Linked DNA regions of Homo sapiens: region 2 is linked to region 1. Evidence: chromatin contacts called from ENCODE Hi-C or POLR2A ChIA-PET data. All regions are on one chromosome and are shown on one strand. The core of a region is the stretch at or near the end of the contact, and the rest is flanking DNA. Distances in the headings are between cores, read along the strand shown.

Region 1 (2,818 bases), core at 262-2,761:
TTATGTTTAGGGAAAGGTGAGGCAGGGGTGTCTGCTTGTTTGGTAGGCTCATGTAGGCCTGCAGCAGCTCCCTCACTGGTTCATGTGGCAAATGAGGGATCTCATAATAGATCTGTTTTTGAAGCTTTACTCAGACATTATTTCTTCTCTCATCAGTGTGTTCCCATTGCATTTTTTCTTTTTTTTTGAGACAGAGTCTCGTTCTGTCACCAGGCTGGAGTGTAGTAGCGCGAACTTGGCTCACTGCAACCTCCACCTCCTGGGTTCAAGCGATTCTCCTGCCTCAGCCTCCCAAGTAGCTGGGACTACAGACAAGCTACCACGCCCAGCTAATTTTTGTATTTTTAGTAGACAGGGTTTCACCATGTTGGCCAGGATGGTCTTGATCTCTTGACCTCCTCGGCCTTGACCTTGATCTGCCCACCTTGGCCTCCCGAAGTGCTGGGATTACAGGCATGAGCCACCACGCCCGGCCCCATTGCATTTTTTGCATAACCATTTCTTTTCATTCTCAGAGCAAGCAATCCAAGAGACAAGATAAGTTTCTATGCCTTTTATGGCCTAGCCCCAGAAGTCATGCACCATCTCTTCCATGCTATTATATTGGTCAAAGTAGTTAAAGGCCTTTTCAGGTTCAAGAAAAAGAAAAGTATACCCCATCTCTTGATGTAAGTTGTAAACATCACATTTTAAGAAAAGCATGTAGGATGGAATGTAGTTCAATATGTTTATATTTAGAAAATGCAATCTGCTGCAACATGGAAACCAAGTAACCCACACAAAGTGCTTACAAATATTAACTATTATTAATATTATTCAATGAATGTTTTCTTAAAGAATAAATTAATATACATTTCTTTCTGCCTAGAACTTTGAGCTGTAGTTAAATAATTCTTGACTTGTAAATTGTCAGTTTGAGCTTGTCTTGTTTGCTCCTACCTGCTACCTGCATTAGGATCCCTTCAAATTGGAGAGTTTCTAAATTTTACTTTTTAACTTAAAATCATTTCAAATTTACAGAAGTTTTAAGAGTAGTACCAAGAACTAACTCTCTAAACCCATCTGAATTTGCCTGTTTTAACCTTTTCTTCATTTTCTTTTATATTCTCTCTTCTTCCCTCCTTTCCCATTCAAGTATTAGTTTCAAACATCATACTCCTTTTCCCCTTATAGATCCATAGTACCAACATCAAATTCAGGACGTTTAACATTGATACATGCTATTATTTAATATATAGATCATACTCAAATTTTAATAATTGCCCTAAAAATGTTTTTGTAATTGTTTGTTTTCTCCCTGAACCAGCATCCAATTCAGGATCACAGATTGCATTTAGTTGTCATGGCTCATTAATCTCCTTTAATTTGAAGCAGTTCCTTAGCTTTGTTTTTCAGGACATTGACATTATTGAAGTATACAGGCCAGACGTTTGGTAGAAATGTCACATGATTTGGGTTTGCCTCAGGGTTACTCATCATTAAGTTCAGATTATGCACTTTTGGCAAGCATACCATGACAATGATGTTGTGTCCTTAACAACATATCACCACCTAGAGGCACACATTACTGATGACATTAACTTTGATCACTTTTTATAAACTGGTGATTGCTAGGTATCTCCACTAGAAGACTACCATTTCTCTTTATAATCTACAGGAAGATATTTTGAGACTATTTAATATCCTGTCTTCTTCAAACTTTTACCCTATAGCTTTAGCATCCGTTGATGAATCTTGATAAAATCAGTTATTACTATGATGTCTTTTAAAAAAGATGATTGACTTACCAACTATTATTACTTCTTCTACATTGATTAGCTGGATTCTTATTTTTATTCAGTGAATTAGATCCAATGCTGCCATTTAATTCTTGTTGAAGCTTAAATTGTCCCAAATTTAGCCAATAGGTACCCTTGAAGCTGGCCCTAAGTCTTTTTGACATAGCCTTCATCATTTTTTGTACACTTTTTTGTATAAGATATTCCAGACCCTTCTTGTCTTGCTTTGCTCTGGCCCTCCTCTCTCCAAGGAATCCTAGCTCCTTCTAGTGAGGAACAGTACCTAGAAACAAGGTCTGTGAAGAAGTGTTTGTTCAGGTTATCCAATGTTGAGGTTATTCAGGCAAAAACACGTTAAATATTGAGTCCATCAAACAGAAAGTCTTACTTAAATTAAAAAGTGTGAAGATAGTTGACCCTTGTTCAAGATGTTCTATGTGCAATTTTATTTTTATATCTAGCCAATTGCAAAACATCAGAAGAGCCATAGTCCTGGGCTTATTGGAAGTGAGGTTCTATTGAACATTGAGCTGGGAGAGTAGGGAAATTGCAAGATAGCGAGAAGTCAGGCCCCACAGAAGGAGCTGCAGCACTTGCGGGGCATCCACTTTTTAGAAAACTGGTCAGAACCAGTAGACGAACAGCCCATTTTGAAATAGTGGTTGTTTGTGCCATCTGGACTTAGCCAATCATAAAACTCAGTTGATACTCCAAGCCTAAAATGGTCTTGGAGACCCTTTTTGGATTTTGGCTTAAGCCCCATTTTAAGGAATCCAACCCCTTCTTGTGAGATCAGATTTCCCTGCCTTGCACTGAACTTGTTTAGTCCTTGTCCATCCTAGAGCTTCACATGACTCAGTCTGCCAGTTAGGTTGGGAGATATAGCGGAGCTAGAAGGAGCCCTGGCCCTGGTACTTACTAAGCATACCCCTTTGATGACTTTAATTGACTCACTGTGTGGCTCTAAGTCCCTTCTCCTTTCTGGGCCTCAGTTTCCTTATTTGTAAAATCAGAAGGTGAGGCTAAATCTCAAAATGTCC
Region 2 (2,705 bases), core at 64-2,563, 97 kb before region 1:
ATGATATGATGTGATGTTTGGATTTGCTTCAAAATAAGTCATTGTTTGGGTTGGGTATGAGGGGAGAGGAAGACTAGCTGGATAGAGATGAACAAGATTGGTCTGGGATTGATAATTGTCAAAGGTGGGTGATGGGTTAAGGGCGGTTATTACTGTAGTCTCTAGTTTAGAATATATTTGAGATTTCCATAATTAAACCTATTTTTAAATCATAAAACAATAAAAATAAGTGTATGAAAGAACCTACTTACTGCAAGCACTTTGTTTCTGATTAGCCCTGAAGGATATGGTAATTGGGGTAAAGGATATCAGAAATTATTTTCCTTTTGCTGAAACAACAGCTGTTCATAAAATGTGAATTGGTAGAATATTGTACAGGCATCTCCAATATCACAGGAATAGGATTTAAGAATCTGGCAAAGGTAGTAGACTCCCTTTTGAACTGGTGTTCTAGACCTAGGGTATACTGGGTCTCTTGTCAGGTGCTTAATAGAGGATTTTATCTTGATTCTAACCAGAGGGGAGCTGTACCTGCCTGCTACCAGAATACTGTCTATATTAAGCTGTTTTTGCATTGCTATAAAGAAATACCTGAGATGGGGTAATTTATAAAGAAAAGAGGTTTAATTGCTCACAGTTCTGCAGGCCGTTCAGAAATCATGGCAGCATCTGCTTTTGGAGAGGCCTCAGGTAGCTTTTACTTGTGGTGAAAGGCAAAGTGTGAGCCAGCATCTTATATGGAAAGAATAGGAGAAGATGGGGGGGGTGGGTGGGGATAGTGCTACACATTTTCTAAACAACCAGATCTCATGAGAACTCACTCTGTATAAAGAACCAAGGGGGGATGATTCTCATTCATGAGAACTTTGCCCCATGATCCAACCACCTCCCACCAGGCCCCACCTCCAGCACTGGGAATTACATTTCAATATGATATTTGGGTGGGGCACCCATCCAAACCATATCACTGTCCCATATGCTGCTAGTGAAATTTGCAGGCAACAGTCTTTTCAGAGGCCACAATCGTCAGTGCACTGAGAAGTGCACTGAAGTGTATTGAGTTGAAGAACAAACTCCATGACTCTTGCACCTGCTTGAAAATGAATGTTTGTGTGCTTGCCAGATTTGCTCATATGGCCTATCAGAGAGGTTAATGGAAAGGAGAACGCTAGGCCTCACTACAGACACAGGGAGTTTTAAATAGCCCTTAACTACAGACACAGGGAGTTTTAAATAGCTACTTTGGCTTGGGCTGGGCTCAGAGCGGACACTGGGTGCATCCTCCCACTTCTGTGTTAGGCACAGCATGTCTGCCACAAAGTGAGGGCTCGGGAATACCTGGACAACAGCAGCCCCTCAGGAGTGGTGTCTGTGTAAGCCCAGGGGCAGCACCCTGCTGCAGCCTTCCGCAGTCACCTCTGCTTAGGCCTCCCACAAGTGGGAGGGAGTGGAAGGAAAAAGGAGTGGGCACATTGACAGCATTTTTGATAACACCTGATACTGCCTAGTGACTCACAGAACAATCTGAAGGAAATAGCAATTCTGGAAAGGGGTCCTGAAGTGTGTGGGTAGAAACAAGAGTGAATGAATTGGTGCAATTACTCTTGATCTGACTCCCATGTGTACCCTTAGCTTTATAAGGCTTTGGCAAACTTGTGTTACACAGATTAATATGAGTTTCTTTTCTTTTTTTTTTTTGAGACGGAGTCTCATTTTGTCGCCCAGGCTGGAGTTCAGTGGTGCAATCTTGGTTCACTGCAACCTCTGACTCCTGGGTTCAAGTGATTCTCCTGCCTCCGCCTCCCGAGGAGCTGAGACTACAAGCATGTGCCACCAGGCCTGGCTAATTTTTGCATTTTTAGTAAAGATGGGGTTTCACCATATTGGCCAGGCTGGTCTCGAACTCCTAAGCTCAAATGATCTACCTGCCTTGGCTTCCCAAAGTGCTGGGATTACAGGCATGAGCTACCATGCCTGGCCGAGATGAGTTTCTTATTCATCTGTACATTGTCACTAATTTAAAAAATGTGCGTATGTATTTTATGTAAAGTCATGTATGGCTGAATGATGGGGATACATTCTGAGAAATGCGTCCTTAGGCGATTTTGTGATTGCCAAACATCATAGAGTACACTTTCACAAACCTACAAGGTATAATCTACTACACACTTAGGCTTTATGGTATAGCCTATCACTCCTAGGCTACCAAGCTGTACAGCCTGTGACTATGCTGAATACTGTAGGCAGTTGTAACACAATGGTATTCGTGCATTTAAACATATCAAAACATAAAAAGCATACCTAAAAAGTAAAAATACAGTACAAAAGATAAAAAATGCTATACCTTAGCTGGGCATGGTGGCTCATGCCTGTAATCCCAGCATTTGGGGAGACTGAGGCAGGTGGATCACGAGGTCAGGAGTTCAAGACCAGCCTGGGCAAGATGGTGAAACCCCGTCTCTACTAAAACTACAAAAATTAGCCAGGCGAGGTGACGGGTACCTGTAATCCCAGCTACTCGGGGGGCTGAGGCAGAGAATTGCTTGAAACCGGGAGGCAGAGGTTGCAGTGAGCCGAGATCACGTCATTGCACTCCAGCCTGGGTGACAGAAAGAGACTCCATCTCAAAAAAAAAAAAAAAAAAAAAAAAAAAAGCTACACCTGTATAGGACATGTACTATGAATAAAGCTTGCAGGACTGGAAG

The links. A loop is a pair of places that touch in the nucleus more often than their neighbours do. ChIA-PET counts read pairs that join two places held with the same protein, here RNA polymerase II (POLR2A). Pooled maps may share reads with other maps.
Region 2: a pooled map shows a loop between it and region 1 (4-fold over the local background). The contact joins two enhancer-like sites. A Hi-C loop is called at or near these places in 5 of 50 pooled maps. POLR2A ChIA-PET finds 5 or more read pairs at or near these places in 2 of 52 experiments (HCT116 and activated CD4-positive, alpha-beta T cell).

What each region holds. Positions count from the first base shown.
Region 1 is chr12:75,815,786-75,818,603 of GRCh38, reverse strand. All of the region lies in intron 1 of LOC105369844 (a long non-coding RNA gene), which reads left to right. Among named protein-coding and RNA genes, the nearest start is that of PHLDA1-AS1, 210 kb to the left of the region's middle. Within about 2 kb of position 1,511, at least 2 of the 41 ENCODE cell types and tissues checked have a DNase peak (open chromatin) inside an H3K27ac peak, as active enhancers do.
Region 2 is chr12:75,912,444-75,915,148 of GRCh38, reverse strand. No RefSeq gene overlaps it. Among named protein-coding and RNA genes, the nearest start is that of PHLDA1-AS1, 120 kb to the left of the region's middle. Within about 2 kb of position 1,313, at least 4 of the 41 ENCODE cell types and tissues checked have a DNase peak (open chromatin) inside an H3K27ac peak, as active enhancers do.